Regions from separate parts of the Homo sapiens genome. Here region 2 is linked to region 1. Evidence: chromatin contacts called from ENCODE Hi-C or POLR2A ChIA-PET data. All regions are on one chromosome and are shown on one strand. The core of a region is the stretch at or near the end of the contact, and the rest is flanking DNA. Distances in the headings are between cores, read along the strand shown.

Region 1 (3,664 bases), core at 522-3,021:
TCGGGAGGCTGAGGCAGGAGAATGGTGTGAACCCTGGAGGCGGAGCTTGCAGTGAGCCGAGATTGTGTCACTGCACCCCAGCCTGGGCAACAGAGCAAGACTCCGTCTCAAAAAAACCTCCTGAGTAGCTGGGACTACAGGCACACATTATCACCCCCAGCTCCACCTCTTTAGTTTGCACTGGGTACCACAAATTATGTAGTCAGTCCTGTGTGCATCTATGTTGCATGTGTATTATAATTTCACTGATGTAAATGATGTGTAGCATACAGTTTACAAATACTAAAATATACAGTACAGGACTCTATTGTAAACTCCATATAGCCAGTTCTCACAGTATGCTTTCTTTGATGTTGTGTAGCTTCCCTATGGTCCCAATTGATCAATGAGCATAGTTCAGACATGAATGTTGGTTGATATTTTATGTTAGGAGTAAGAGGAAAGTGAAACAATCAAAAGAGATATGTCAGAACTTCACTAGTTTGTCAAGGCTACAAGCGACTTATTTGTTCAACTGGATAATAATTTGCCAATGCTGAACGAATATTTCCTCAAAGTTTTGGTGCATTCACTTACACACTTTTTTTCTCTCTTTTTTTTCTTTTTTGAGACGGAGTCTCGCTCTACTGCCCAGGCTGGAGTGCAGTGGCGTGATCTTGGCTCACTGCAGCCTCTGCCTCCAGGGTTCAAGCAATTCTCCTGCCTCAGCCTCCCGAGTAGCTGTGATTACAGGAATGCACCACCACCCCCGGCTAATTTTTTTTTTTTTTTTGAGATGGAGTCTCACTCTGTTGCCCAGGCTGGAGCCCATTGGCATGATCTTGGCTCACTGCAACCTCCATCTCCCGGGTTCAAGCAATTCTCCTGCCCCAGCCTCCCGAGTAGCTGGGATTACAGGTGCCTGCCACCACGCACGGCTAATTTTTGTATTTTTAGTAGAGACAGGGTTTCGCTATGTTGGCCAGGCTGATGTCGAACTCCTGACATCAAGTGATCCGCCTGCCTCGGCCTTCCAAAGTGCTGGGATTACAGGCGTGAGCCACCGCACCCTCCAACACTTTTAAGTTTAACCAGTAATATGAACATTTTCTCCGCCACTTTCTTAAGTCTAGACGACTTAGCAGTTATTAAGCATTTGCTGATTTGCGTGGTGTAAATTCTCCCACCATGGGCAGATTTCAAGCTGCTGAAGGATGTCACTGAATGAAAAGCTGATAAGAGGTGAGCAGTAGCACATCATAGAGTATTTCCACGGTGCAGATATGATAGACGTCAGAATGTATGCACACAGCAGGCGCTCAATAAATGCTTGTAGCATGAATAAATTAATGAATCCTACTTCGTGAATGAAAGTGCGCCCGGTAAGTCCTAAAGCAACACGCCTTCGAGTTCTTATGATGCTAAGAGAGGCTGATTGCAGTTAGTCTGGAAGTAGCTGCGGGGCGCAGTGCAGGCAGGAAAAGGGCTGGATGCCGGGTCACCGCCCGGCCCCAGCTCCTGGCCCGTCCCCGCTCCCGGTCCATTCCCGCCCCGGCCCCGCCCCCTCCCGCCCCACCACCGGTCTGGCCCCGCCCCTCAGCCCCGCCCCACCCCTCACCGCCCTTCTCCCCGCCTCTGACCCCGCCCCTCCTCTGACTCGGCCCTGCCCGCCCCGCCTCTGACCAGGCCCCCGCCCCCCACCCCTCACCGCCCTTCTCCCCGCCTCTGGCTCGGCCCCGCCCCCTCCCGCCCTCCAGCCCACCCTCCGGTCCAGCCCGCGCCGCCGGCACCTGTTTCCGGGCGGGCCTCCAGAGGCCGGCGCACAAGATGGCGGCTCTGGCGGCCTAAAGAAGGCGGCCGCGGCTCAGCCGTGGGCTCTAACGCGGGGCTGGGGGCCGGAGACAGACTTCGCCCAGGTGACGGGTAGTAGGGGCGGCGCCGCTTGGCCTCGTGGGGTGTAAGACCCACTTGCTGTTGCCCCCGGACCTTGCCGCCACACCAGCCCTGTCCTGGGGCGGAACCGAAGGAAGGTCGGGCCCTGCTGCCCCGCCCCGTCCTTCCTCCTTCCCGGGCGGTCACTGTGCGTGGCTCACTTTTAGAGTTTACTTCAACCACGTGGAGCTTCCATGGCGGCCTCTCAGGTCCTGGGGGAGAAGATTAACATCCTGTCGGGAGAGACTGTCAAAGCTGGGGACAGGGACCCGCTGGGGAACGACTGTCCCGAGCAAGATAGGCTCCCCCAGCGCTCCTGGAGGCAGAAGTGTGCCTCCTACGTGTTGGCCCTGAGGCCCTGGAGCTTCAGTGCCTCACTCACACCGGTGGCCCTGGGCAGTGCCCTTGCCTACAGATCCCACGGTGTCCTGGATCCCAGGCTCTTGGTGGGTTGTGCCGTGGCTGTCCTGGCTGTGCACGGGGCCGGTAATTTGGTCAACACTTACTATGACTTTTCCAAGGGCATTGACCACAAAAAGAGTGATGACAGGACACTTGTGGACCGAATCTTGGAGCCGCAGGATGTCGTCCGGTTCGGAGTCTTCCTCTACACGTTGGGCTGCGTCTGTGCCGCTTGCCTCTACTACCTGTCCCCTCTGAAACTGGAGCACTTGGCTCTTATCTACTTTGGAGGCCTGTCTGGCTCCTTTCTCTACACAGGAGGTAAGATTTGGCCTGTCCTGTGTGCTGCAGGTCTTAGTCGCGTCCACTGGAAACCGCTGCTTTGTAAAGGAGTTATAGGGATGTCAAAGGTGGCTTTCTAATTTAAGCCGCTTTAATTGAAGTCTATAATTGTGGGTGATGTGAATTTTTTGAAACAGTGATTTGAGAAGATCCTGGTTTGACTTACGGACGTAGGGCATGACTGAAAATTTTATATGGACATTTATTTTTATTTATTTTTTATGTATTCATTTTTGAGACGGAGTCTCGCTCTGTCGCCCAGGCTGGAGTGCAGTGGTGCGATCTCGGCCCACTGCAGCCTCTGCCTCCCGTGTTCAAGCGATTCTCCTGCCTCAGCCTCCCGAGTAGCTGGGACTACAGGTGCACGCCACCACGCCTGGCTGATTTTTGTATTTTTATTAGAGACGGGGTGTCACCATGTTGGCCAGGATGGTCTCGATTTCCTGACCTCGTGATCCACCCGCCTCAGCCTCCCAAAGTTCTAAGATTACAGGCGTGAGCCACCGCGCCCTGTCAGGACATTTTTTAATTTTTTTTATTTTTTTTGAGACAGAGTCTCGCTCTGTTGCCCAGGCAAGGGTGCAGTGGCACCATCTCGGCTTACTGCAACCTCTGTCTCCCGGCTTCAAGCGATTCTTCTGCCTCAGCTCCCCGAGTAGCTGGGACTACAGGCATGTGCCACCACGCCTGGCTAATTTTTGTATTTTTAGTAGAGACAAGGTTTCACCATGTTGGCCAGGCTGGTCTTGAACTCCTGACCTCATGACCTGCCTGTCTTGCCCTCCCAAAGTGCTGGGATTACAGGCGTGAGCCACCATGCCCGGCCTATATGGACATTTTTTCTGTCTCATTTTTTTTTTTAATCACTCATACTTTATAATGCCACAGTTTCAAATATTAGAATTAAATCTGAAGAGTTCAAAATGATATAGATAATTACTTCTAGCTAGTTTGCTAGGTGACTTCTTGCAAGAGGCTGATTAAGGTAGTGATGGGCAGGTGGGTAAGC
Region 2 (3,664 bases), core at 370-2,869, 890 kb after region 1:
CTGCCTTCAGCTCTATTTTAGGGATCAAGGAGTCCTTGGAGCTGCTCCTAGGCATTCTCATAAGGGCCAGAAGAGCTCTGCATGTCTGTCCAGCGGCTCTGCAGAGTTAAGGCTGTGGGTCATACCAGCCACACCCTCAGCGTGGTCCATGTCACAGAAACATGTGGAAACCAGGTGATTTCCCAGCCTCCTGGTCAGGAGGTGGGGTTTTCCATCCCCAGGGAGTCACTTCCCAGTTTCTCACTCAGCACTCAGCACCTAGAAGCACCATCCTTGCAGGCTCCACTGTGGGGCTGGTGGCCGGGAGCAAGGGTCTCTGTACCTCTTCAGGCAGCCTGCAGTGAGGAAACAGGGAACAGAATAGCCTCCTGCCACCCAGCCCACCCCAACCCTTAGAAATGCCCTATGTGCTGGGGGCTAGGACCCCCGTAATCCAGGGCTGGAGGAATGTGCTCTGGCCCCGCAGGGCTGGCCCTGTATTAGGGCTGGCACTCAAAGTGGGGATGGGGGGACAGATTGCAGCTGGAATGGGTGCTCGGTCATGATGTAAATCCTGGGGAAGCCAGCTCTCCTGGGCCTGGTCTCAGCAGCCCCTCAGGGCCCTGCAGCTTCCCTGGTGACATTCTCTCCCAGCCTCTGTTCATCTGCCCCCTGCCTGGGCAGGAGACTTGAGCAGGGAAGTGCAGAGTCTTCTCCCTGTGAGAAGGCTGGATGCGTGTTTAAGGATAAATGAACACGCGAAGAGTAGTAACAACAGCCAAGATTTATAAATGCCTATTGTTATATATGTAGATACTTACTTAAGTATATATAAAGTACAGACTGCATTATGTATATTACATATCTTTAAATTTTTAGAATAGTCCTATGAGGTCAGTTCAGAGATCCAGACCCAGGTGGTCTGGCTCTAGAGTCTAAACAGGCCGAGTGCAGTGGCTCACACCTATAATCCCAGCACCTTGGGAGGCCAGAGGCGGGAAGATCACTTGAGGGTGGGAAGAACACGTGAGCTCAGGAGTTCGAGACCAGCCTGGACAACATGGCGAAACCCCATCTCTATAAAGAAATCAGCCTAGCATGGTGGCCCGAGCCTGTAGTCCCAGCTACTCGGGAGGCTGAGGTGGGAGGATCGCTTGAGCGCAGGAGTTGGAGGCTGCAGTGAGCTATGGGTGAAAGAGTGAGACCTTGTCTCAAAAAAAATTAAAAAATAAGAATTAAATATATTTAAAATAGAGTCTAAATAAGTGAATGATCTAGAATTCTCTTGGTTCCCCTAAAGCAGCTGTCAGCTTTGGGGGATGTTTTTCCAAATTAGTGCCTCACCCTCACGGGACAGGGAAGCCTGTGGGAGCTGGGAGGGCAGGTGGAGGCCGGGCAGGTGGAGGCCGGGCAGGTGGAGATGGTGATTCGAAGAGGAGGGGACGATAGGAGGAGGTTGAGGGGTCACCCGAGTGCTGGGAGTGACGCTGGAGGTATCGGCCCAGCGATGCTGGAGTGGTCGGGTCGGAGGCCCAGCAGCGTCTGGGGAGGGGCGTGGGGGAGGCGTGTCCAAGGCCGGCTGGCCCCGCCCCGCCCCGCCGCCTGGCCTCTGGCCCGCTGGGGCGCGGGCTTTCGCTTTCAGTCGAGGGCTAGCGAGCGCAGCGGAGCCTGGAGAGAAGGCGCTGGGCTGCGAGGGCGCGAGGGCGCGAGGGCAGGGGGCAACCGGACCCCGCCCGCACCCATGGCGCCCGTCGCCGTCTGGGCCGCGCTGGCCGTCGGACTGGAGCTCTGGGCTGCGGCGCACGCCTTGCCCGCCCAGGTGGGTGACTCGCGCGGCCCACGGGGGACAGCCGCCCCGCATGTCCACCCGGCTGGTGCGCAGCCTTCGGGTGCCCGGGCCGCGCTCTCCCGGGGCGCTGTCACGGGCTGGGAGGCTGGGAGTCCCAGTCGCCGCCCCCCATCCGCATCAGACACGCGCGCCTCTGGGGACCCGCTGGGGACTCCGGGCCCGGCACACGTGCGCTCGGGGCACAACTCTGGCCCCCGAAGCCCCTCTTACCCGCGTCGTGACAGGGGCGCACCCTGGTTCCTCCGCGAGCGCAGGCCGGGGCATTTGGGGCTGAGCAGCGGGTCCTGGGCAGACCCCCGCTAGACCCGGGACCCCTCTTCCCTCACCCCGGCGACTGCCGCGACAGCCCTTCCCTCCCACGCGGTGGAGAAGGGGCTGTGCCGGGGCGCTGCCCCACTGCCCACGCCGGGCACCCTCTTCAAAAGACTTCCTTTTCCTCTGGGCGACGGTTTTCCGATTTCTTAGAAATACCAGGGTCCTGTGTCTGAAGAGCAGGACCAGGTGTGTGTCAGGTCCACTGAGGGCACAGCTGGAGGGCGAGCTGCCTGTCTGCTTCCTCCGATGCGTCCGGGGGCTACTGCAGAGTCTGTTTTCTGCGGCCTCTGGGGACAGGGCAAGCGAGGGAGGTCTGGGCTGGTAATCGAGCAAGGCAAATGAAGTCTCCGGGGGCCGCAGGAAAATGGAGACAGCAGAAACCCTAGGGCTCCTATTCAATATGAACGTCACTCCCACAGTAGCAACGGGCGTACAAGGGACTGTGCACCCTTTGCCTGTTTTTGACTGTCTCCTGGTCTGGTAACATAGGATAACCCCATTTTTGTTTTACTGTCTCCATGGTTTGGTAAGATAAGATAAACCATTTTTTAGAGAAGGAAAACTGAGGCTCAGAGAACTTGTATTTCATGGAAGGGTCTGGGGGGAACTCTTCCTCCAAAGGGGGCCTCTCCTGCCTTCGGCCCCTGTGCCCTGAGGCTGCGGGGAAGGTGGGCGTTCATCCTTCCTCAGAGCCGCCCCTGATGGACACATGGCCCATCTGCCCCCATCTGACATCTTGACCGAGGAGGAAGGTGGGAGGTGGCACTGGCTTCTGTGGTGACATAAGGTGACTTGTTGATCTGAGGCCAGAGAGTCCAGTTCTTGTGGGTGGAAGATGGGGGCTGTCAGACTAGAATTGACTCACCGACAGTGGGTGTCAGGAGTGGGTCCTGGAGAACTGCCCCAGAGTAAGTCCTGGGTGGCCTTTGGGTCAGGAGAGTCCCCACTCTAGGGCCGAGTGTGAATGGGGACGACCGTGGTCCCCAGCTTGACTTTGGGGTCATGCCATATACTCTGGCCTCAGAGGGGGTCTTCCTGCCGCTGAGCTTGGGCCTGCCTGGGTGAACTCTGGGGTCATGTGAGCCCCTGGATGGGAGAGGGGTGTCAGGCACAGGGCTCAGCAGGACACCAGGCTGCAGTCCTGGAGTAGCTGGAGGAGGTTCCCTCCCACTTCCTTCCCTTCCTGACCAGCTCCTGCGGCAGCTCATATTCCCTCCTCCCTCATCCCTGCTCCCCACGACCCCACCCGGACTATTGCCGCAGCCTTGTAGCTGGTCTCCCGGCCCTGCCCCCTCTCCCGCTGATCCTTGGCAGAGAGACCCTTCTCAAGCATGAGGCACCTCTCTGTTTGCCTGGGGAGCCTCCTGTGGCTCCCAATGGTTGAGGCAGAAACTCCCCTGGAGATCCCAGGCCAGAGTAAGGTACCTGAACTCTTCCTCGCGCCTCCCTGCACATGTGCTCCCCCGCCTCTGTAGAACTGATGATGGTCATCGTGTGTGTCATTGTGCAAAAAGCATTGTC

What was found. Hi-C counts contacts between places; a loop is a spot of excess contacts on that map. ChIA-PET counts read pairs that join two places held with the same protein, here RNA polymerase II (POLR2A). Pooled maps may share reads with other maps.
Region 2: a pooled map shows a loop between it and region 1 (6-fold over the local background). The contact joins the promoter of TNFRSF1B here to the promoter of UBIAD1 in region 1. A Hi-C loop is called at or near these places in 4 of 50 pooled maps. POLR2A ChIA-PET finds 5 or more read pairs at or near these places in 3 of 52 experiments (Panc1, T-cell and activated B cell).

The regions. Positions count from the first base shown.
Region 1 is chr1:11,271,427-11,275,090 of GRCh38, forward strand. It overlaps UBIAD1 (UbiA prenyltransferase domain containing 1), which reads left to right and starts at 1,772. Exons shown (of 2, transcript NM_013319.3): 1 at 1,772-2,634. The coding sequence starts at 2,106. RefSeq lists silencers at 1,351-1,620, 1,681-1,730 and enhancers at 1,731-1,900, 1,991-2,040.
Region 2 is chr1:12,165,372-12,169,035 of GRCh38, forward strand. TNFRSF1B (TNF receptor superfamily member 1B) reads left to right here and starts at 1,620. Exons shown (of 10, transcript NM_001066.3): 1 at 1,620-1,798. The coding sequence starts at 1,721. It overlaps MIR7846 (microRNA 7846), which reads left to right and starts at 1,572; the gene lies at 1,572-1,667. RefSeq lists silencers at 1,456-1,765, 1,776-2,005 and an enhancer at 2,046-2,687.